Regions from separate parts of the Homo sapiens genome. Here region 1 is linked to region 2. A link is an interaction called in ENCODE POLR2A ChIA-PET data of the cell type or tissue named here. Cell type or tissue: IMR-90. All regions are shown on one strand. Each heading gives the region's core, and the rest is flanking DNA. Links, peaks and the distances in the headings are about the cores only. Region 1 overlaps LARS2 (leucyl-tRNA synthetase 2, mitochondrial). Region 2 holds the start of LARS2-AS1 (LARS2 antisense RNA 1).

Region 1 (5,376 bases), core at 282-5,281, 68 kb before region 2:
TAGCCGGGCGCGGTGGCGGGCGCCTGTAGTCCCAGCTACTCGGGAGGCTGAGGCAAGAGAATGGCGTGAACCCGGGAAGCGGAGCTTGCAGTGAGCCGAGATTGCGCCACTGCAGTCCGCAGTCCGGCCTGGGCGACAGAGCGAGACTCGTCTCAAAAAAAAAAAAAAAAAGAAAAGCCGTTTGTATTGTTAGAATGCCTTGATGAAATTCTTGCAAGCTGGCAAAGAGCAATTTCCAAGAAATTAAGAGAATTGTTGCTTCTTGTCTGATTATGGATTATTTATAGAATCTTGTGTAGTTTGTAACAGGGAACAGTTTTCAGGTTACCATAAAAATGATAGTGCTCAAAAAATATTGGCCAAGAAAATAGAAAACAAAGGGGAGCTTATTGATCAAGCTGTTTTCGGTTAAAAAAGACAGTGTGAGATGTCTTTAAAACTGCAAAGACCATGATTTCCTTGCCATCAATACTCACTCTCTAAGTTGGCTTCAAGAGCACTTAATTAGAACATGAACATGAACCTGTCAAATGATTTAAGAATTTAGCTTTTAGCCCTAGATTTGAAAAACAAGACCTTTAAGAATAAAATGCACGCCCTGTAAAAAGTGTCTAGCATTTGTCATTTCCAATTTTCATTAAATGCTCATTTTCAGCCTAAAGTTAGTCCTAAGATAAAGGAACATATTGCATAAAAATGAGTTCTTAGACAAATGTTAGGCTCAAGATTAATTAATTACCCTGATATTAACACCTGTTCCCTCAATTCTGCAAAAAAGAGAACAGGAAAGATAAAGGAGGTTAGAGACAGAACCTTGGCAAAGATGGAATTTGACAGATGGTTGAAGAAAAAGGAATTAGGAGAAGAGGCTGAGAGGAAGCAGTCAGTGAGGCTGAGGAAGCCTGGGCAGTGGGAGTCATGAGGAATCACAGTTCAGGAAGGAGGAAGACGTGGCTATGTGGTCTAGGAGAGAGCTGCTGGCTGGGACTATAGATGACAAGAAATCATTTGTAGTGGTACAAGTACTGGGTCACTTATGCTTGGATTCTAATTTTGCCTCCTAGTGGCTGTGTGACCTTAAACAAGTTACTTTGCATCTTAATTCTCTGATCAGTAAAATGGTGACTTACTCATTCAACATTTATTAAGCATCCTTTGTACCAGGGACTGTCCTAAGTACTTGGAATACATCGGTGGGGAGAAAAAGACAAAACCCTTTCATAGGGAGACCTTACCATTTACAGTTTCAGGAGGGGATGAAGACAGACAATAAACATAATAAATAAGAAAATAATGTAGTGTATTAGGAGGCAATAAGTGGTATGGAAAGAAAAAAAGGTAGAGTAGGTTAAGGGGAGAGCAGGAGGGCCAGGGGTAAATTGCAATTTTAAATTCAGAGGTCAAGCCCACATTTGGTAATAACTACCTCCTGGGATTGTGATGAGAAGGACATGAGAGGCCCCTAAACTGCCAATGCTGGACCAAGTACTTTGTCAGCCCCTGGTAAGCATTAGCTGTTACTGTTGTTATTACTGTTGTCATTCCTAAAAGAATATTCACTGTGCAGTTCCTTTATCTAGGAGTACTCCAGTTCACTCATGTTGCTTGATTACCGGCACCTCCTTAGAGCATACATGTTTAAGCCAGTCCAGTCATAGCTGGGCTGCACTTCCCATGGTGCCATGTCACTGCTTGATGCCCCTCTAAATCCAGAGACCTGGTTACTGGTTTTGCTTCTGCCACCCAGGAGCTGGGCAGCTTTGGGTGAGTTTCCTCATGTATAAAGCAGTGCTCACCATCCCTGCCTCTCAGACCACTGCGGGAATGGTCTGAGAGGCAGGCATGGTGAGTGCTTCTTTATATGTGAGAATGTATAAAGATGAGAGGATGGGCTGGGTGTGGTGGCTCATGCCTGTAATCCCAGCACTTTGGGAGGCTGAGGCAGGCAGATCACCTGAGGTCAGGAGTTTGAGACCAGCCTGGCCAACATGGAGAAACCCCATCTCTACTAAAAATACCAAAAAAAAAAAAAAAAAAATTTTAGCCAGGCATGGTGGTGGGCTCCTGTAATCCCAGCTACTCTGGAGGCTGAGACAGGAGAATCGCTTGAACGTGGGAGGCGGAGGTTGCAGTGAGCTGAGATCGCGCCACTGCACTCCAGCCTGGGTGACAGAGTGAGACACTGTCTCAAAAAAACAAAACAAAACAAAGAAAAAACGATGAGAGGATGGAGGAAAGAGCAATTTGGGAAGCCTAGAGCTGGATCCCAATGTGTCCTATCATTTGTAAATTGCTGGGGGATTTGTTAGATACAAGAAGGGCTAATTCAGACTCAAAGTCAGGGCTGTACTGAGTGTCTGATCTTCACTCTCTGTCCCTCTCCTGCATAAGGACCATTTAGTAGCATCTAAGTGAGAAACTAGCCCTGTTCCCTACTTCCTCCTCCCTTGAAGCCCTGTTGGGGGTTGTGGGAGGGGAAGGCCATTCTCATTAGGTTTTCTGCAGCTTCCTTTTCAAGAATCATTTCTCTTCCAGCAAGAGAAATGAGCTGTCAGAAACTCTGGCTTTTTTTTTTTTTTTTTTTTTTTTTTTTTGAGACAGTGTCTCACTCCATCGCCCAGGCTGGGGTGCAGTGGCATGATCTCGGCTCACCGCAACCTCCGCCTCCTGGATTCAAGCAATTCCCTGCCTCAGCCTCCCGAGTAGCTGGGATTACAGGCGCCCACCACCATGCCTGGCTAATTTTTGTATTTTTAGTAGATACAGGGTTTCACAATGTTGGCCAGGCTGTTCTTGAACTCCTTACCTCGTGATCCGCCCACCTTGGCCTCCCAAAGTGCTGGGATTACAGGTGTGAGCCAGCGCGCCCAGCCAACTCTGGCATTTTTAAACAGCTGGCCATTGAGCACAGGTAGCTGCCTAATGAAGTTTATATATCTGTTGCCACGAAGGTGGGTTTAAAGTTGTTATTTCTAACTGTTTTTTTTTTTTTTATGTTTGTTTTGTGAAAACGGAGGATTGAATGTAAGGACTAAAGAGAATCTGTGTTGGGGTGGGGCTGAGGCATGCAGGGAGGATTTGAATCAAGAGCAGGCTTATGAGAGATCCCTCTTAGCATAGTGGTCGGAGTACCCTTATAGAAATTTCATGCGAACCAAATCATGTTCTTAGCTCCTACTGAAGTCTGTTTCATTAAGTTCTGTAAAGACATAAAGGCAGGACAGGACCCTGTCTTTCACACAGTATTTGGGAGAGAGATATATTCGGGAGGAACTTCTTTGCAGTGGTTTTCAACACTGGCCCCACATTAAATTCCTAGAGGTGGGGCCTAGGCATTAGTAACTTTTAAAGTTCAATTCCAAGGTGTAACCAAGTTTGAGAACCAGTGCTTAGTGTAGAGGACTTAGCGGAGAGTGGCCGTCAGTGTCTTGGTTCTGGCAGATTTTCTCATGAGCCTGTCTCTCCCTCTTCCAACGCCGCAGGTGTACAGAGCTGTGGACTGGAAGCTTGAACCATCATCAGTGAGAATCATCTGATGTAGCCTGGATTGTTATTTTCTCTTTTAAGCTGCACAATAGGAATGCCAAGGCTAGTTTCTCTGCCTTTGAGCTGTATTATGCTTTTAGAATCCCTCCACTTTAGAATTAAAGTACCTGGGAAGGCATAAAAGACAAAGCCATCACTAAACATGTTTCCTTTTGATCTGTTGCAAATGACAAAAGTGCACATTACAAAAGATCAAAAAGCATGTGAACAACTCTCCTCTGTTTCCAAGACTCATTGTTTTGAAGGCAGGAGGCTCACAATGAGACTTGGGGAGGTGAAGTGATGCTTTGTTGCTAGAAACTGTGATGTGCAGTGGCCGCTCACCTTTCTGACATGCTTACAGGGCCGCCGGATGATTGACTTGATAAACATGTTGCCTCGGGTTTTTTGTTTTGTTTTGTTTTATTAAATTCCTGGTAGCTAACCTAAATATCCTGAGGTTGTGATGCCACCAAAATACATGACAGCTTTGAATGAGCTGTTCTGAAATCTAGGGCCATCACTGTCAAAGTGGACCGAGAAACCAAGACTAAATCCTGCCCAAGCAGCAGTGTGGGGGTGGAGGCAACCTAGCAGGCCCTCCCAGCCAGAGCTGACTGGGAGCAGCCTAGTGTGGATTTCTCCATCTGGTCATGTGTTTTGGTCTTTCCCTCATAAACACCATCTCTTTTTAGTCGAAAAGCCAATATTTGTTAAGGAGCAGAACACTATTTTTTACCCCAGTTCTTTCTCTCCCTTGTGCCTTACCCCAGTAGGCTGATGGGTACATCAGCCCACCTCTGAGTGGTACGGTAATGAAGCCAGCCTCACTCACCCCTGCCATCACACACTCTTTTTTTTTTTTTTTTTTTTGAGACGGAGTCTTGCTCTGTCGCCCAGGCTGGAGTTCAGTGGCACAGTCTCGGCTCACTGCAACCTCCACCTCCAGGTTCAAGCAATTCTCCTGCCTCAGCCATCCAAGTAGCTGGGATTACAGGCATATGCCACCACGCCTGGCTACTTTTTGTATTTTTAGTAGAGACATGGTTTCACCATGTTGGGCAGGCTGGTCTCTAACTTCTGACCTCAGGTGATCTGACTGCCTTGGCCTCCCAAAGTGCTGGGATTATAGGCATGAGCCATTGCACCCGGCCCATCACACACTGAGTAAAGCCAAGGGGTGTACTTGTTGATTTTTCCTGCAAGCCCAGCCGTATGCTTTGCACACAATTGCCTTTTAACCTCACAGCAACCCTCTAAGATGTGTTTCATTGCTTCTGTTTTCTAGTAGGGAAATGTGGTGTGGCCACAAACTAGTGAGGATGCGAGGACTTGAACCCAAGTCAGATGGCTCCAGGGTCTTTCCTGAGACCATACTCTCCCAGGCTCTTTCCTGGAGCAAGGAGTGTGAGCCTAAGGAGGCTTCAGTGGGGCACATGGAAGGTGGCTGAGTGCTGTGATTCTTCCTTCACAGACCAAGTATTATTTTATACCAGGAACAGTAAGGTAGGCCTCCGTGCCTCAGCCTTCTTAGACTTTATCACTGATGAATCGCTGTGTCTCAGGAGCTGCTGGCCAGACTGGCTTAATTGTTAATTTGTGCAGAGTCATTGAGGTATGGGTGGCAGGTCGCAAAAGATGATGTTTTGAGCCTCACTTGTGTTCTAAGAGAGCTCAGATTGTGTGTTGGGCTCTGTGGTTGCCTGTGAATGTGCAAAATATTTTTAATGCTAAAAACCAGGTATTACAGAATGTAGAAATGCAGCTTGGAGGAACAATTCTAGTTGGAATCCCAGATTCGTAAATTTGGTCTCTTGGCAGCTAGATTGCACTTTCTAGAGCTCAGGAAGA
Region 2 (5,376 bases), core at 150-5,149:
GGATGTGATGGCTCACACCTGTAATCCCAGCACTTTGGGAGGCCAAGGCGGGTGGATTGCTTGAGGTCAGGAGTTCGAGACCAGCCTGGCCAACATGGTGAAACCCCATCTCTACTAAAAATACAAGAATTAGCCGAGCATGGTGGCATGCGCCTGTAGCCCCCAGCTACTAGGGAGGCTGAGGCACGAGAATTGCTTGAACCTGGGAGGCGGAGGCTGCAGTGAGCCAAGATCGTGCCACTGCACTCCAGCTTGGGTGACAGAACAAGACTCTGTCTAAAAATTAAAAAAAAAAGCAAAGAAAAGAAAAAGAAATTGAGTTTAATCCCTTGAAACAAACAGATAAAAGTTTATATTCTTCAGAGGAAATGTTCTCCAGTTCATGCAGTTGTGCACACCTATGTTCTTAGCTACTCCAGAAGCTGAGATTGAGGCTGAGGCGGGAAGATTACTTGAGCCCAGGAGCTTGATTCCAGCCTGGGCAACATAGGAATACCCTGTTTCTAAAACAAAACAAGAAACAAAGGAAATATCCTCCATGGGCTAGAGAGAATTGATTCAAACTTAAGTTAAAAACCAAATACAACTTGAGAAACATCTCAGGCCAGGCGTGGTGGTTCATGCTTATAATCCCAGCACTTTGGGAGACCAAGGTGGAAGGATCACTTTAGGCCATGAGTTTGAGACCAGCCTAGGCAACGTAGTGAGACTCCATCTGTTAAAAAAAAAAAAAAAATTAATGAGCCAGGTGTGGTGGTGCACACTTGTAGTCCCAGCTACTTGGGAGTCTGAGGCAGCAGAATTACTTGAGTCCAGGAGTTCAAGGCTGCAGTGAGCCATGATTGCCACTGCACGCTAGCCTATGCAACAAAGTAAGACACTGCCTACAAAAAAAAGTTGGGGGAATAGCTCCTTCTTATGTAGGTCTGGAAACAAAGACCATATGTAAGTGATTTCTAGCTCCTTAACAGTAGAGCATATTTCTGCCAGTTTCTGAATGATTTTTTATGGAAGTATTCAATCAGTAAATTATTCAATGGCCAAGTATCCTAAGGTATAGGACAGGGTCTGACTATTTTTATGACTTATTTACAATAGTTTAAGACTATATTCAAGCAGGAAAAAGGGTTTGCTGCATGCTGATGTAATTTTAAAATGCAGTTTCAAATATGACTTTGTTTTCACTCAAATGCATTGCCAATTTGCAGATCCTCCAGGTAACACTTGGATTTTGCTTTACCATCAACATTAAGGAACAACTATATGGTGTAAATTGAAATAGACCTATGGAGTTTTGTTTTTTTGAATCTGTTTTTAAATTCTGTTCAAGATTCCGTTCCATGCTTTCCTCCTCCAAAAGAGACTTATTTTAATTACTGAAAAGGCTGACCTTTGAGGAAGGTACAGAAAGTCATCTTAACTGTTACTCAGTGCTGCTGTCAGCATTACTCTTGTTGGATCACATCAGGGCAGCAACAGCCTCTGAAAACTCTCCCGGTGCATTACCTCTTTCTTAGAGGTGTATTGGTAAACCAGTCAGCCACACATGAAATGAAAATCACCCACTTTCTGAGATGAGTAATTTGGAATTCTACAGTCAGAATTTTTGAGAGCCTCCAAACAACTTTATCAAGCTGGGCTGGGAGGAAAAATTGAGACCTGTCAACCACATGTGTATTTCTGAAATCTGTATAAATCAGGATTTCCTAGTCTAGTTCTGTATTCCTTTTGATTAGCATTGTAATTTCAGGAGGCTATTTGAGATGATAGTACAGCTATTCCATTTTAGTTTAACATTTCTGAGCCCCTCAGCCCTTGTCTCAAGTAGCAGCTGTGAAACAGGAATCCAAAGACCTCTGTCCATGTTCAGTGGTGCCCCTGATTAGCTGTGTGGACAAGAAGCTGAACTCCTTTGGGTCTCAGTGGCCTCATATGTTAGGAACTCAGTTATCTCTGAGCACTCTTTTCACTCTGATTCTAATTTCTTCAAATACAGACAGCAAAGGTTTATGTATATCTAATCATCTTTCCTGTTTTGTAAGAGTTGTGGACATTTTTTTTCATCACCTGCACAGTTAGGCTTGCAGTTTGTACTTTAAGGTCTCCTTACCTTACGTAAGAGGCTGGCCTCCAAGTTAAGTGTGCCACCACACAGGACAGCAGGTGCCTTAGTTGTGTGATCTGAAATACCAAGTTAATGATTAACCGGGAATTAATGTAAGCAGGAAACCCACAAAAGAAGATATCCAAATGATTAATAAACATTTTATCACACTATAAAATAATAAACATCTTACACTGTAAAATGTTTCCGTCCCAGCACGATGGCTCACACCTGTAATCCCAACACTTTGGGATTGCAAGACAGGAAGATCATTTGAGTGCAGGGGTTCGAGACCAGCCTGGGCAACACAGCAAGACCCCATTTCTATGATTTTAAAAAAAAAAATTTCCCTCACTGGCAAATATAAATTATTCAGCAGTGAGATGCCATCTTCCATGTAGTAAGGAAGCTAGCATAAGAGCAGCTCTCATATATTGCAGGAAGTAGCTTGGAACAATCTTTCTGAAAAGCAGTTTGGCAATACATAGTGAGAGCCTTAAAACTATTCATTTTTGGGTGCACTAATTGCACTGCTAAAAATCTATCCTAAGGAAATAATCAGAAATGCAAACTTATGCACCAAGATGTTCATGTAAGTGTTATTTCAAGTAGCTAAAAATTTGGATACAATCTAAATGCCCCAAAATGCTGAGACAGGGTAAATAAAGTATAATCCATCTACGTGGAGCACACTTATACAACACTTTCAATTAAATTACAAAGAATGTTTAATAACATGGAGAAATTCATCTGAAGTAATGAGAAATAGAAAAAGCAAGATACAGCTTGGTTATCTTTGTCTTTATATATACAAGCACATATATACACATACTCAAAGCAAGAGAAAAGACTTGAAAAACTCATGCCAACATGTTAACACTAGCTATCTCTGGGTGGTGAGCCCAATATACTTCTGATTTTTTCCAGATTTTTTACAATGATTGTGTAACTTTATCATTTACAGTATGGTATATATTCCAAAGAAGGAAAATATGCTGAGCCTCCTGCTGTGGTTGTGGGTGTGGGGTAGGATCAGCTTTCAGCTTCCCTCCTTCCGGTGGTTAGCACCAGGTTGAAAGAGAGGGGGCACATTAGAGCGTGGGAACATGTCATGGCCCATCTTCACTGAATGAGATCAGGAAGCCTTTTCTCTCCCTTTGTGGGAGACCGCTGTAAACATGGAATCTTGTCACTTTTTGTTGTAGCTCTGTAATGCAACTTAGACACTAAATTCCCCAAACTGAATTTCTCCCTTCAGTTTGGAATCAACAGAAAGTGGTGGCTGTCAGAAGCAAGCAGCTGCTCAGGGAGCTCCCATGAGAAGGGCAGGCCGCCTGCTGACCGTGGAGAGCACAGCAAGCCCCTATCCACAGAGCTTTCTTCTCTGTTACTCTGATCATGCCAGAAACGGGGCTACTGGGAAAAGGAACAGGAAGGGAAGAGAAGCTTTACTTGGGTCCTGCTGTATTAGTAAACCCTCCTTCTGCGCCACTAACTGGCTGCTAGGAAATGGGAATGGTGATATTTCAAGAATGAGCCATGGCTAATACTTAGAAACTAGGCTAATTATGTGACATGATGGCCCTGGGCACAGAACAAGGAAGAAGAGGAAGGTAAACTTAGTCTGATTTAATGAAAAGTCCAATTTGGAGACCATTTTCAGAGATCTATGGCCTTCAAAGATCTGCAGCCTGGCAGGCCACTCTCGCACCAGGTCAGGGGAGTGGGCAGCAGGCTCTCTGGGGCTTCATGAATAGGTAAATGTCATCTGCAGCAAGAAGGTGGGGCTCTGATACATCCTGATATTCTTTGCTCATACTGTAATTAGCACATTCCTTGTATATAGTGATTTTTTTAAGAGCACTTAACATGGCCAATCAATCAATGTTCTGAATTTCCTTGTTTATCCTAATAATTAGCAACTCCCTTCCTTCCCTCCCTTCCTCCCTCTCCTCCCTCCCTACCTTTCCTCCCCTCTTTCCCTGCCTCCCTCCCTTCCTTCTTTCCTTCTTCCAAGTGGGACAAATGTGGCCTTCAATGCCCAGCAGCTATCAGTTGTTGCAATTTCTGAGTTAGTGCAGTCTAAACTAATGAAGAAATTGTGAAGATCTCCCCCCAGTTTTCATCACTGTGCTTACATATAGCTGTGCTTCAGTGCAAGCAAGCATGATCTACCTCCAGGGATGTACCGAAGGAGTAGGAAGAAAGCTGACTCAGAAATCCAGGGCCTTCTTCAAGGCAGAGGCCCTGCCTAATACTCCCGCGTTTGATGGTCCCTGAGTCAGAACGGTTTGTTAGTGGTTTAGAGTTGCAGATTTTCCACTCACTTATAAAGGCCCCTGCTGTGCACAGTCACTATGATGAATGAATAACTCAGTTGCATACGCAAGTCTGTTCCCAAGTACCATCTGTTGAGTGAATGAATGAGTGAACAAAAGGGAAACACATTACCCCAATTGTGAATCTGAATAATGAACTTGGCAATGTGATGTGATCTCTGCTCCAGCAGGCCTGGGTTCCAAGTCCAGCAGGGCCCTTGATGTCCTTTGTCCTTCATTCCTGTGCACCTTGCGCCTCCAAATCACATTTGGTACGTCTTTCTTGTAGTGCTGATGGTTATTTATGAGCATGTCCTGGGCTGCCTGTTCTTATTGTAAGCTCTCCAATTAATTGCCTAGTGCTGTGTACCCAATTATCATGTAAATACATGTTGAATGAATAAACAAGTGTGACTCATTCAGAGCTAAACTACGCATGAGAGTAGACATGGCCAGCTTCAGCCAAGAGTGAAAACCAGATTCCCAACTCCCTATAGCCCATTCCCTGGCTCCCTGGAAAAGTGGAGGGAAAACACTTGGGAATGAGCAGGATTCTAGGAGCTGGGAAGCGCCCCTTTCCCCACTGGGAAATTCCATGTGAGCACTCATCGGGGCATTCCCCTGCTCTCATTCTCTTGCTTCAGCTGCTTGGGATCTTTCAATGCACCCCTCCCTGCAAAAAGATGGTGGCACTAGCTGGAAAGTATAGCATCCAGTGCCCCACTTCACTCATTTCTTTCTTCCCTCCTCTCTTGCCTCCACTTTGTCCTACTCACATTATCCCCCACCCCTGCTGCTGGTAGGTTTATTCATCCACTGAAACAAGCTTGATTGAGTTCAAGGCAATTAACATTACTGAGCATCTGTTAGGAACTGGAGACTGAGAGTGGCCTTTAAGGATTTTCAAGGCCAGGAGCAGTGGCTCATGCCTGTAATCCCAGCATTTTGGGAGGC

Evidence for each region. Peaks named below come from ENCODE experiments on the same cell type or tissue, not always from the same donor. Only the 100,000 strongest peaks of a DNase experiment are listed, where the experiment ranks them.
Region 1: POLR2A ChIA-PET joins it to region 2 with 5 read pairs; 3 of 35 experiments call an interaction of 5 or more read pairs at or near these places.

What each region holds. Positions count from the first base shown.
Region 1 is chr3:45,436,646-45,442,021 of GRCh38, forward strand. All of the region lies in intron 6 of LARS2 (leucyl-tRNA synthetase 2, mitochondrial), which reads left to right. Among named protein-coding and RNA genes, the nearest start is that of LARS2, 51 kb to the left of the region's middle. In IMR-90, for the core only: no CTCF peak of the experiment used is centred there; no DNase peak of the experiment used is centred there.
Region 2 is chr3:45,504,802-45,510,177 of GRCh38, forward strand. All of the region lies in intron 15 of LARS2 (leucyl-tRNA synthetase 2, mitochondrial), which reads left to right. It overlaps LARS2-AS1 (LARS2 antisense RNA 1), which reads right to left and starts at 4,744. Exons shown (of 4, transcript NR_048543.1): 1 at 4,556-4,744; 2 at 2,111-2,181. RefSeq lists an enhancer at 3,123-3,989 and a silencer at 4,816-5,110. In IMR-90, for the core only: a CTCF peak has its summit at 3,437; DNase peaks (open chromatin) are centred at 3,180, 4,400 and 4,840; H3K27ac peaks cover 1,744 bases.